2 separate regions of the Mus musculus genome follow, and region 1 is linked to region 2. Evidence: chromatin contacts called from ENCODE POLR2A ChIA-PET data. All regions are on one chromosome and are shown on one strand. Each heading gives the region's core, a stretch centred on a gene start or an enhancer-like site at or near the end of the contact. The rest is flanking DNA. Distances are from core to core; before and after follow the strand shown.

Region 1 (6,302 bases), core at 1,096-3,595, 260 kb before region 2:
ACCCTGAGTGCTGCAGAAGTATACACAGTGACTGGCCTGCTACACAGAGTAACCCCTGTAATCCAGGGGTTAGCTCTGTCTAATCCTTTGTTTCTTCACTCAAAAATTGCTTGGGCCAATTGGCTGATCCTATTCAGTGATAGACAGCTCAACTCAGAGGAAAAACCAACCATTCAGCAGGCCTGATGACACAGGCTTGACATCCTAGCTACTTAGGAAGCTCAACCTGTATGATCAAGAATTTAGGTCTGCCTGAGTCAGACCTGAAGGCACACCACCTCAAAATTTTAAGTGGAAAAAAACAAAAGGGAGTGTAGCGTGTGAGATGTCCTGGGCTCTATTCCCAACAGGACAAAACAAAACCAAAAACCAGTTACTTTATCAATCATTATGTAGTTGTTTCTACATGTAAAAATTAACTTTATTTTTTAAAGACAGGGTTTCTCTGCCTTGGCTGTCCTGGACCTCACTTTGTAGAACAGGCTGCCCTCCAACTCACAAGAGATCGGCTTGCCTTTGCCTCTTGAGTGTTGGGATTAAAGGTGTGTGCCACCACACGTGGCTACAGATTTTTATCTAAAGAATACAGCAAGTGCCTTCCCAATATAATTAATATAATTAAGAGTGTTTTAGTTTTTGTTTTTAAAGGCACTAGGGACACTGTGATGAAACTAGATGTCGCCAGACTGGTTTGTATTTATAGTGTCTAGTTTACAGAAAAATTCCCCAACAAGGCTGCCCTTCAGGTAACCTGTGATTAGAGCAAGGGCTAATGTTTCGATAAGCTGACTAAACCCCGCTGCTCCAAATCCAGGGCGCCCAATAGGTAAAGAAAACAGGAAGTCTTTGACACCAAGGACGCCAAGGCTCATCCCACACCTGCCAACCCCCTGGACTGAGCACTTACGGAGGGAAATACTGCAAGGCTGGTCCCTGATGGCTTGCTAACTACTGCGTGTGGCCTTAACCATGCCCCTCCCTCCCATGTCCACCTGGCTACTTGCCAGGCTCAATCTGGGCATGTGGGAAGTGGGAATTGTCCTCAGATGTAAACAAGTATCACTCACGAGCCAGAGGGTTCCCAGAGCACTGATTCTTCAGCCCCCAACAGGGCTTCAAGGCAGTGAGGCCACTGTGTACAGTGTCATCCACTGTCATGGCAGCTTTATCCAGCCCACAGAACACACCGTGCTCAGATCAAGCTAGAGGGAGTGACTGTAGGAGGAGTTCCACAGCACGTGGGCCCTAGGTGACAGTAATGGGTGGATGATAATGTGCAACTGGTACAAGATAACCACTTTCCACTCCTTTTACTGAAGGCCTAAAATTGCCCTAAAACAAAACGTATTTTAAAACGAAAAGTAGGTCTAAGGGGCACAGGGGCCAAACCCACACTACGGACATGGAGCAGAAATGCTGATGTCCTGTAGTCAGGAATAAAGTTCTACGTAGGAATTATCAGCTGGCAGATGCACAGAGGCAGGAATACAGATGGCCACAGGCTGGCCCACGGTGTCAGCATCTGACCACACTTTAGCCGGCTGTGCAATTCCAATCACTGGCCACAGAAGGGAGGACTAGGTGAGACTACTCTGACAACAGGACTCGCCAACCAGCGGAAGCCTTCAGAGAAAGGGAGGCCAGGCGAGGAAGAGGGTGTGATAGAGAAGGAGTGGCGGGAAGAGAGGCCTGTAAGAGGGAGGAGGCCTAAGTGAAGAGGAGAGAGGCTAGTGATAAAACTGAGTCCAGGGAAGGGGAGGCCTGAGAAGAAGTTGGCTGGGGAAGGAGGCCTGGGAAAAGGAAGGAAGGAAGGACGGGGGAAGGGCAGCTCTGAGAGTAAGGCAGGGACTCAGAAAGACGAGGCCGAGAGAGGAGGAGGGGGAACCAGGCAGAGAAGAGGAGGCCCTGCCGAGTAGTACAAGCCCGCCGCCCCCGCTCTGCTCCGCGACAGGCAGCCGCATAAACCAATGAGGGTGCGGGGCGCCGCAGCGCAGCCAATGAGCAACAGCGGAGGTGGGGCCTCGGCGCTAAGCCGCCACCCGCGCCCACCTGAAGAAGAGGGTCCGGTACATCTGGTGCGCCTCGTAGTAGTCGCCCTTCTCGACGCTAGCACGCAGCTTGCCCTCCACGCGCTGGACGCCGCCGCGGTTGCGGGCGCCGTTGCGGGCGCCCTCCTGCTCTGCCATCGCCGCCGCCGCCGCCATGGGCCGGCGTTCCGCGCAGAGCTGACGCTGTCGCAGGCGCGGTCGGCGGCGCCTCCCGGCTTCCGTCCCTGCGGCCGCCGCACTCCTTCTACGGTGGCCGCGAGGAGCCGTGCGAGGGCGGGCGCGCCGCGGGCCGCACGTGATCGAGGCGGAGCCTGCCGGGATCGCGGGAGCCGCGCGAGGACACGCCCCTGAGGGGGGGTCTGAGAAGGACCCTGAGAACACAGGCCAGGAAAAGCCGACGGGGTGGGGCTCTCAGACTATCGCGGGAACTTGTTTGTAGTCTTGCGAGAGTGGGCGGGACCGAGGTCTTGGGCGGGACTACACGCTGAGCTGTCCCCAGCTTAGTGTCATCACTGCACAATGTAATCAGCCACGTAGGCTGCGCAAGTAAACTGAGGCAGAAGACTCAGCGATGAGGCGTCTTATTCGCGCGCCCCCTGAAGTTACCCTTAGCGCATGGATGAACCAGACACATTTTAGAAGCTTTGACCTGTCTCACACCTGCCCGGGGAGTGCCCCTCCAGGTGGCAGTCATCCTTAGTGACATCTGGGACAGGGCAGTATGCTCAGGCTAGAACCTGTAATGTCTCCAAGAAGACCTGGCTGTGGTTGGAGCAGGTGACAGCAGAGAAGGGAGGAAGGTCATGATTAATTGGGGGAGGATGGGAGGTGCTGGCCAGGGTCAGAGTTGTCCTCTGACAGCATCCAAAACTCAGGTTACAAAACCCTACACATATCCTTAAATAATGAGTTTGGATGCTGGAGATGAAGTTCAGGGCGTTCATTTCTGTCAGCTACACACTCTCAGCCTTCCATTTACTCTGGCCCTTGAACTTGTGACTCTCCTGCCTCAACTTACCTACTTTTTATGCCTGCACCCGGGCCAGCTGGACTAGCATTTTCTGCACCACACCCATGTGCAAGCAGAAAGCATGGTAACAGATTAAGGAGTCTGTAAACATGATCTCTTGCTGTGGGGTCCGCTTAAATCCAACCTAAAACCAACATAACTCAAGACACCAGGTCAACGCAGGTAATCAAGCCGCTATTGGTCAGGGCCGCAGAGCAGATGAAGCTGAAGTAAAACCCTGAGGGAATACTGTACAGCCTAAAGGATGAAAATATAGAGAAAGGGGGAGGTGGGTGGGCAGGCTGTAGCACTGTCTAATCATAATCCGTCGTAAGGGGTTGGACAAGGGCGTTCCCACTGTATCAGGATAGGTTGGTTCCTAGGCCTGGAAACATAAACATTAGTTTGACCCTGCCAGCAAGATGAAGTTGTCCTCGAGATGTCTGGACTCAAGACAACTATTTCCTTACAACAGAAGCTGTTCAAAGTAAGCTATTGGGAAGTCCCTAGCTCCCCTAGGGCCTGGGAGCTTGGTTTCTTGATATGATTAAATGGAGCCTGAAAACAAGATGGTAGTACTTAGAATAAATGTCTTTTGCTGGTTCCCAACACTCTGACAGTACCGTGCTCACCCTTCTGTGAAGAGGGATGATGCTCTGTGGGCACTACCACATAAGGAAGGACCACTTGGATACAGCATTCTACCTGATGATCCAGACACCTAGTAACAAAGGGGCAAGTGATTCATGCTGCATGAGTGTCCGACCAGGGGATGACTTGTCTGGATGGGACAGTGTAGTACAGTTTGTCATAAATTCTTTTTGGAACTTTTTCCCCTCCTAGATAGGGCCTATTATATTGCTCTGTTTGAGTGTTCTGCAACTTGCTATGTAGAACAGTCTAGTCTTGAACTTACAGTGGTCCACCTGCCTTTGCCTCCTGAGTGCTGGGATTAAAGGTGAGCACTACCCTCCTGGCTGGAATTCTCTCAAGATGTTTAGCAGGTCCTCAAGAGAGCAAAGCCCTAGTAACAGGCTTCTCTTTAAAACAGAAACAGCTAGGGGCTGGAAAGATGGCTCAGTGGTTAAGAGCACCTACTGCTCTCCCAGAGGTCTTGAGTCCAATTCCCAGCAACCACATGGTGACTCACAACTTTCTGTAATGGGATCTGATGCCCTCTTTTGGTGTGTCTAAAGACAGCTACAGTGTACTCATATACATAAAATTAATCTTTAAAAAGAGAGAGAGAGAAAGAGACAGAGAAACAGCTGCATGGTGTGGGCTCAGCACTCAGGCAGAGGCAAGCAGATTGGACGTCGAGTCCAGCCTGGTCTACAGAGTGAGTTCTAAGATATAAGAGCCAGGGTTAAACAGAGAAACCTTGTCTTAGGGTGAGAGGGAAAAAAAGTAAAGGAAAGCCTATGAACTGAGGATGCTTAAATCAACGTGACACTTCTGTATACATGGTAGGAACCAGAGCTGTTAAAAGGTATGAAAAATGCTCCAAAAATATATTCGGCAGGCTGTAGTAGAAAGGTGCTCTGGCTCTGGAAGCTGAGCTCAGGGCCTTGTGACCACATCCAGACCCAAAGCCTCTGGGCCCACTTCCTTTGAGCCTGACTGGAATGTCTCTGAGCGGATTCCTCTAAGCAGGAAGAGGCTGGCGGAGGCTTGAGTGACAGTGGCAGTGCCTGCAGGACTTAGCAGGAACTCTTCAAGCACACAACCTAGCAATCCCTCCCATTCACATGGGCAGAGATAAGACAAGCCAAGAAAAGAAATACACACTTTTATTAATCACTTGAAATCGCACATGCACTTTTAAAAATTAACTCTTTTATTTAAACATCTCAATAGCATCTTAATTTAGTGGCAGTAGAAGCACTACCAAAGACAAGTGTTTTGAAAAGCATTTACAAAAATACATTGCACAAAGTCCTATCTTGCATCTTTAAAAATAAATATTTGAAATATCTCCACCCCCAATTCCCCAATTTAGTTTAATATAGGAAATTCTGACTTCTGCATGTAACCTTGAGTATGCAAAATGTGTGCATCCCACACAACCTGGCCACACAGGCAGTGGCTCTAACCCTATGGAGTGGGATGTGCTTTGGGCCACTGTCTTAAGGGCTGCTTGCAACATGCGAGAAATCCCAGAACTCTGAGCCCCAGCAGGTGAGCTTTGTATTCTGCCAAGGCTGTCTAACCAATGAAACTTAACAATTCTTTAGGTAAGACATCTAAACACTTTTAAGTGTCCAGATGATGTATCAGTTATAAAGTCTACTCACAAAAGTCTAAATATTAAATATACCCAAATTTGAATCAGTGAGAAGGGCTGATAATGGTGTAGAGGCAAACCCAAGGGCAGCACAGAATGCTGCTGTGATAAAGACCAAGAGTGGCAGCCACTAGCACCACCTTAGTGTTCCCCCTTCAGCAGAGACTCATAGCTCAAGGACAGCAGAGCATCCCTTCTCAAGGTTCCTGTCCATTCTGTGATCTGCCAGGAACGGCCTGGCTGAGACCCAAGAGCACCATTCATGGTGTGCACACCCCACTGCTCTTCTGCAAAGCCCGATCTACTCCCCTGGGGAATCAGAGGAGTCCCAGCTCAAAGCAGACAGTCTATGACATAGCCTCTCCCCACCAGGGAACCTGGAAGGGGTCAGACTGAAGACAGAGCAACAGTTTTCCCTGAAAGAAACGTGGGTTTAGCAGATGGGACTTTGCCTTCTTGACATCCAGAGGATGGCCAATGCAGAGCTCTCAGCCTTTATGTCAGGAGCCTGGAAACCTGCCAGCCTATCTGCTTCTTGACTTTATGCATTCAAGCAAATCCCTAAGTCAAAAGGAGTGTCCGAGAATCATACATTCAAATGAATTAAAAAAGCCTCCCCGGCTTTTGGGCTTTGAGAACACACGCACAGCCTCAGAGGACTCAGCACGTCCTCAGGACCACAGCACATTTATTGAAGGGTGGCTGACAAGTTCCTATGCTCACGTGCTCTCTTTCTCAATGAGTTCCAGTGTTATGGCGTCTTGGTATATACAGACATGTACATGGCTGGAGTGCTCTACTGGATGGGCTCTCCGTGGACTCGGAACCGGTAGAGGCAAGTGTACTCAGGGTGGCCCCAGTTGGACAGGACCCGGAGCTCTACTATCTGGAAGGCTTGGTCAGGTCTTTCCTGAAGTTAAGAGAATAAGTTATTTCACATTAGCAGTCAGAGACCACCCAC
Region 2 (7,144 bases), core at 4,469-6,968:
GACTGCCTGATTTCTACAGGTCACTTTTAGTTTACTTGAATCACATTAACAGAGGAAGAAAAAAGATGAGAGAGGTGCAACGAATAGTAACCATATTTACTTTATTAAACTTCATACCTGCAAAATGTTATCACTCTAATCCATAGTACAGAAATCACTAACAAAAAGATTTACTCTGGGGGCTGGTTAAGAGCACCGGCTGCTCTTTTAGAGGACCTGGGTTTGATTCCCAGCATGCACATGGCAGCTCACTGGAGTCTGTAACTCCAGTTTCATGGGATCTGACGCCCTCTTCTGGACTCTTGAGGCACCAAGCAGGGATGTGGTACACAGATATACCTGAAAAACACACACAACTAAAATGTTTTTCTCTACCCTATGTAAGATCTAGAGTATTGGGTTTTCTTAAGCCCCGTGCTTTGCAGGCAACCGTTCTGACCAGACACAGCTAAATGCCTGGTGGCCATGAGAAGCTGTAATTTCTGACTCTAGTCTTTGGGTTTCTACTTTGTTTTGTTTTGTGTGTTTTGAGACAGGATCTTACTATAAGGATAGCCCAGGCTATTCTTAAAGCAATACTCAACCTCTTGAGTACTAAGATTATAGAACTGCACCACCATATCTGGCTGAGGTTTTTCTCCTCTCCTTTCTCCTTCCTTCCTCTTTAAGACGGGGTCTAATGTATTCCTGGCTGGCCTTGAGCTCACTGTGTGTCCCAAGGATGACCTTGAACTCCGGCCTCCAGAATGCTGGAATTACAAGTATGCATCACCAGAGTTGTTTTGATTTGGTGCTGGGAGCAGAACCCAGGGCCTTGTGTATGGCAGGTAAGCACACTATCACGTCCATTCCCTAGCCCCTAGGCTTTTCCCTCCAAAGCCACTACACGTTCCTTTACGGGTGTGTGCGTGTGTGTGTGTGTGTGTCTTCATTCACAAAATATTCGCCAGCCTACTGTGGACTTGTAATTTCTGTTTGTGTAGTTAAAAGTGAAAATAAAAACACTTACTAGGGAGTGGAAAGCAGCCTGGAGGTGCCCTCCCACCCCAGCACAGACTTATCTTGTTTTCTGGGGAGCCTGAACTGGAAAGGCCCGATCCTTAGCCTGGGGGTAAAAAGGGGGGCAAGATAATGACATAATTAAGGCTTGTGGCCCGGCACTTTTGATCTTCAAGGACTAGAGCCCACATGGCTGAGGCTCCATTTGGGTTAATTGCCCAGAACCAAGAAAGCTTTGCCCAGAGATAAAGGGAAACTGGTGTTTCAACACTACAAATTGTTCTGGGATGGCTCTGGCAGAGCCTGGAAGCCTGGGGCCCAGATGGCCCCACCCTTACAGAGAGGGTCCAGTGGGTTGCTGGGGACTGCTGGGGGTAGAGACCACCTGCAGGGGCGCAGCACCGACTTCCACTTTGGTTATTTTTCCAGATAAAGGAACGGAATTCAGGGCAAGCCAGGGACAGAGCACACAAGACCAAAGTTAAGCAGCAAAGAGCAGGGAGACCTTCCAGGGGGGTGTGGCAAGTGGTGCGGTGTGCAGTCCTGGAGCTACCCATTTATATTGCCTTCACACACTTGCCTAATACAAAAGCAACCTGGGCCACTCCATATTCTTGGATCTCCCAGGGGATGAGGCACTCAGTGCCTGGGACCCAGTCTCACCTTGCTCTATCATTGGGAAGGGGGTCTAAGTCCCTTTGCCTCAGGGTGGCTGTTTGAAATTATTTTACAGGGCAAAAGACCGGCATCGGTATCAGAGCTCAGTATCGGTCCTTGCAGCTGATGAGTAACAATGGCTGCAATAATTGAGCACGGATAATTGAGTTCCAAGCAGTTGAAGGGCACTAGCTAGGTGGATGAGTCTTTGGTGAAAAGGTGTGCTTTACGTTTAAAATGATGAGCAAATTGGATGGTCTCCCTCCTTTCAAAGCTTCTCTGTAAAGTCTGGGTCTTGGGTTGAGAGGGTACCAACAAGGGTTAGATGCTACCTGGTCACCCCAGCTGCGCACTCCCTCTCTTGAGCTATTTGAAACACTTGACACTTTAATTATGGGCGGGAGGATATGTCGCACTGTGCCGGGGGCACTGGAGACAGGACGGAAGCATCTGTTCTGGGGGCGACCGGACATCTCTGGTCACCGCCAGGTGCACTGTCTGGTTCCTCTCCCCACCTTTCTAAGCTCCCGGCTGCTTACCGCCTACTTCCTCCAGGGACCCTCCAGCTGACCTCAGGCGCCCACAGTCCCTAAGATGCTCCTAGTTAGGACTGGATTTTGGGGGGAATGGGTGGGTGCGGGTCTTTCTCTCGAATCCGACTTGGGGGATTGTTCTCAGCTGCTGGGGCGGGGATGCCCCATGGAGCCTGGAGCGACGCACCTACAGGCTAGGGCAGCAGCCGCCCACACCTCCTCCGACTCTAAAGTATATTTAGCCTCATTATCAAATGTTTGCAGTGAACCGAGTGAACCGCCTAATAGCGGCTGGAAGTGAAACTCGAATCCCAGCCAGAAGGAAGCACGTGATCTCTCCCACCAGAAAGGATCACGGAGGCGCGGGCGGGACAGGTGCGGTGGCCTCGAGCGCATGCAACCCCTCCAGCTCGGCTTGGTCTCTTGGTGTTCTTTGGAGGCCTGACACCTGAACCTCACCCCCTCACTCAACCCCTTCTCCAGAGGCTAAAATGAGGACTGTCACGGGTCCCAAGGGAAGCCGAGGCATAGGGTGGGGGTGGGGGGTAGTTTGAGCCGGCGGGTCCTTTAGGCTCTTGACCTCATGACTTAGCCAGTTCCAGTTTTCAGAGACCAAGAGTCTAGCGAGAACCAGGAGGAACAGTGGGGGTCGGGGGTCGGCTGTGGGGGTGGGGGTAGGGGTCGTTGTCTCACACCAGAGTACCTTGTAAGCTTTAGGGCCCGTGCCCCAGTCCCCTCAGGCGGCTGGCGCCGGGCTGCACAAGCTCTTACCACCCTCGCGCGGCCGCTGTTGTTGCGGTCGCTATGACGACGGGTCGCGGTTTTATTTTTAATAGCGGTCGGCGATTAGAGCAGTGCCTGCGCCCAGCTCCCCGTGGCTCCCGCGTCCCGGGCGATGAATCCAGGCCTAGCCTCATTCTGGTCCCTGATGTCCCCTAGCGTCTTCAGAATCCCTCCCGCCCGGCTTTGATTTCCAGCTGGGCGTCCCTGCTGCGCCAAGAGAGTAAAGGGAGAGAGAAGCACCGAACTAGGTGGGGTCCCCAGGAACCCGCAGCCTCCATGCGGAGGTGGTGGCCGGACAGGCGCGGCATCCCAGCAATGCAACCGGATCTTCTTCCTGGATTCTCACATCCACCGTCACACCGGGTCGTCGAACCGCAAAAAGGTGTCCTTTGGTGCTCTCTGCCTGTGAGAAGGCCGAGGGCTTGGCGGGACAGGCCGCGCAGAACAATCGGGATAAAACGGTGAGGAACTCGACTCAGGTCTAGAGTGGTCCTGGCAGTCGCCACCAGAAGTCATCCTCTTCAGAGCAGCATAAAGTTTCACCAGTACGGACAAGGCCTGGGCTTTCGAAGACCTCGAGGTGGGGCGCTTCTCAACGTTTTCCATACTCCCTCTTTAGGCCAAGAGAGGGTGTCCTCTTATCTCCTGAGCATCCCGAGGTGTTAGGGCTGGGGCGTGGTGATGGGGCCTACAGGCCTAAGGAAGTCTGTAGATTTGGGCTCCAAAGATCTTCAGCTACCCCCTCCCCCCACGCCCACCAGGTATTTGGAGCTAGGTGAGCCGCCCGTGTTGGGCCCTTCCAGCTCAGCCTTTGAAATGCAGGAACCCGGGAAGCTGGGGATGAAAGGCTCCTGCCCGGCTGCGCCTTTGTCTGGGGACAAAGAAGATTGGTGGGGGATTGGACCCGGGCTGGGTGCACGGGTTAATTCACATGAAAGGGAGTGAACTGGACAGGCTGTATCCAGTTGCATCCCTACCCTTGGAGCCCTCCATAGTCTCCAGAGCCCTAGGAGGCTAACTTTGGGATTTGAAAGGTCCACAATCCTCTAACCCGAGTTAAGGAGCTGACAGGACTGGCCTTGCCGTCGGGTCACATCCCACCAGGAATCCATCTCTCTCAATGGGAGAACCGTCCAGCCCTGATCAGACTTCTGTCCGCATGTGCCTTCCCCGCCACCCGTCTGTACTGTGCCTTGGCCGGAGGTGGCGCTCTGCGCTGCCTTGGATCCCAAGGTAGAACCCAGGAGTTCCTCACCAGCCGCTTCTTTTCTATCTTTCCTTCTATCCCTCCAGCTCCCCATTCAGGGTTCGGCTAGGCCTTCGGCCAGGGGCTAAGGATCTGGAGGGTGCAGGGTGTCAAGGTGGCGATGAGGCAGGAGGCAGCCTCCTCCCCGACCCTAGCCTCGCTTCCACCTCCACACAAGAGTGCAAGTTCCTCAATCAGGTGTCCCAGGCTTTGGCTCTGGGGCGCGGGCGCGTGGCAGCCGTCAGGTGAGTGCCCTAGACGCGCCCCTAAACCCGCCCCGCCTCTCCGCAAAGACTCACTCCCCCTCCTTTTATGGAGAGGGGAAGGCTGGAGCACTGGATCCTTACAGTGGGAAGCGGCCCGAGCGCCGGGCGGGGGCCAAGCCGACTCTCATGCCCTTTTTGGCGCAGCAGCTCTGGGCGCTGCCCTTTACTGCCGCTGGGGCCCGAGAGAGAGGCGAGCCAGAGACGGCCGTGCTTCTGCAGCGGCCTCCTCCCCTCCCCGCCCGGTGCCGCAGGATTGCAGCTGGCACTGAAGGGTGGGCAAGCTCGAGGGAGGGGCGCTCCGGGAGCCCGGGCGCCTGTGGGCTCCGAGCCGCGGGCGCCGAGCTTGGATGGATGTAGCTGCCTGCGTGAGCGCGTGTGTGGCCACTGCAGTGGCGGTGGCGGCCGGGCCCGATCTGGCCCGCGAGACCCCTGAGCGCTTCCGAGGTGCGGGTCCCGGGCCCGGAATCCGGGGGAGGCGGGGGGCGGGGGAGGGGGAGGGGCGCGGTGGCGGCGCTATAACCCCCTCCCTGTCGCCGGCCGGCTCCACACGCGCGTCCTGCGGAGCCCGCTCAACTCCTGGAGCCCGGCCTGCCTGCGCCTTCTTCTCCACCTCCTCCTCTGGTCTTCCCGCGGCTGCTGCTGCGGCGGCAGCGGCGCCAGCTCGGCCCTCCGCCCGCCCTCCGGCCCGCGCGGGCGGCGTAGCGAGGCCCCGGGCGGGTAGGCTGCTGCCAGGCGGCGCGGCCGCGGGAGCTGCCCGGCCCCGGCGGGCGGAGGGCGGAGCGCCGCGCCGTAGCCGAGGGCGCGCCGCGGAGGGGCGCACGCAGGCCGCCGGGCCGCGCCGTGCTGGGCCGCGCCGTGCCCGGCCCGGGGCGGCAGCGGCGAGAGGAAGGCCCGGGGACAGGCTCTCCGGACTGCCCGGAGCCCTCAGGGAGAGGCGAGGCGGTAGCTGGTACCGGGCCGAGAGTCCAGACAGGTGATCGGTGGTGCGGCGGGAGCTGCAGCCACGCTCCGCGGTCCCCTCCCGGGGCTGACGGCAGCAAATATGCGGATTTACCGGCCGGGTCGCTCCTAAAGCCAGCGACGGGGAGCGAGCGCGGCGGCGGCCAGCACGGGGAACGCACCAAGGAAGAAGCCCAGCCCCCGCCCTCCGCCCCTTCCGTCCCCACCCCCTACCCGGCGGCCCAGGAGGCTCCCGGAGCGACTCTGTTCCTCCTCCTCCTCCTCGCTGGCTTTGCACTCGCTGCTCGCGCCGAGCGCGCTCCGCAGGCTCCCTGCTCTCCGCGCCACCCTCCTCCGGGCCGCGCTCCCTGAGGGATGGTACTGAATTTCGCCGCCACAGGAGCCCGGCTGGAGCGCCCGCCCCGCGGCCTCGCCTCCCTGCCGAGCTTCCAGCGCCTCGGGACGCGATGAGGACCTGGGCTTGCCTGCTGCTCCTCGGCTGCGGATACCTCGCCCATGCCCTGGCCGAGGTGGGTGCCACCCCCGCGCCTCTGTCCCCTCTCGGCTCCCTCGGCGCACGCCCCTCTCGGCTACCTGTTTCAAGCTCTGCAAAGAGCATTTTGGTTTTGTCAGGGTGGTGTAATTTTTTTTTTAATCCCAACTGGGTTCTATTTTCTGCCATGCCCAAGTGTGTCTGGTGAGTTTCCAGCGCGTTGCGTCGCTCCGCCTTGGAGGGGGACGGGGGAGCCGCGAGGTGAACCCGTGGGTAGAAACTTCGGGGGGCTGTGGGTGCCTTTCCAGAAGGGGCAGCCCAAACGCAGCGGACAATGCAGTAACGGGGTGCGGGAAGCGGGAAAGGGGGTGTGTGTAAACTGACCGTGCTCTGGGAGGGGACTAGGGCGGGCAGTAAGCAGGTAGAGGAGGGTGCGGCCGTAGCCTGGGACTGGGAAGGGTGGGCAGCGCCCAGCCGCAGTCCCCAGTTCTCGGTCCCCAAACCCAGTCCGACGCAGGGCTGGAGCAGTCTCCGCCCGCCCAGGCCTGCTTACAGGTGGCTGAACGAGGCAGCTGGGGCCGGGCCAGGCGCCCGCGCCCTCCCACCGCCACCCTCCCCCCCACCCCCATTCCCCGGGAGCTTTGCCGTGATGAATGACTTTCCACAGCCCCTGTCGTGGGAACTTCGTGGTTGAGTCCTCCAGCGACCCTGACTCCCTTTTAAAAACCGGGACGGAGAGTGGGGGAGGCTGAACGGTGGGGGTGGTCTGGGCAGGGACCGGAGAGGCGCGAGGTGGATATTTAACCCCTTGCGTTCCCTGCAGCCTCTCTAAGCCCCGATGGATTTGGGCGTCCTAGTCGGCGCTAGGGCCGTGACTGGGCCTGAGCCGGGTGGGGCGACCCGGCGCGCGTGCTTGTAGGGGGTGGGGTGGGGGGAGAGGGAAGACCCTCTCCCCTGCGGGCTCAGCTCAGGATTCCCGGAGTGAAATTGAACCCTTCGGCTAGATTAAAGTGTTGAGGCTGCTGTGACTCCAGTCGTGGATGCGTGACGCATTTCGACCCTCTCTGTTTCTACATGTGGATTTAGCTATTAAACCAGAAACTCTTCGGGCCCCTGGCTGCCCCCAGACACCCTGGGGAGGCCAGAGCGCGGGTGATTTTTGTCTGAACATGTCAAGGCATTGTTGGGGTATTTTTATCAAGGTCAGACAGATAGGAACAGTGTGGAG

Evidence for each region. ChIA-PET counts read pairs that join two places held with the same protein, here RNA polymerase II (POLR2A).
Region 1: POLR2A ChIA-PET joins it to region 2 with 29 read pairs in embryonic stem cell. The contact joins the promoter of Get4 here to the promoter of Pdgfa in region 2. POLR2A ChIA-PET finds 5 or more read pairs at or near these places in 3 of 5 experiments (Patski and embryonic stem cell).

Annotation. Positions count from the first base shown.
Region 1 is chr5:139,248,367-139,254,668 of GRCm38, reverse strand. Get4 (golgi to ER traffic protein 4) reads right to left here and starts at 2,345. Exons shown (of 9, transcript NM_026269.2): 1 at 2,050-2,345. The coding sequence starts at 2,204. It overlaps Sun1 (Sad1 and UNC84 domain containing 1), which reads right to left. Exons shown (of 23, transcript NM_024451.2): 23 at 4,830-6,251. The coding sequence ends at 6,138.
Region 2 is chr5:138,993,518-139,000,661 of GRCm38, reverse strand. It overlaps Pdgfa (platelet derived growth factor, alpha), which reads left to right and starts at 5,718. Exons shown (of 6, transcript NM_008808.4): 1 at 5,718-5,953. The coding sequence starts at 5,891.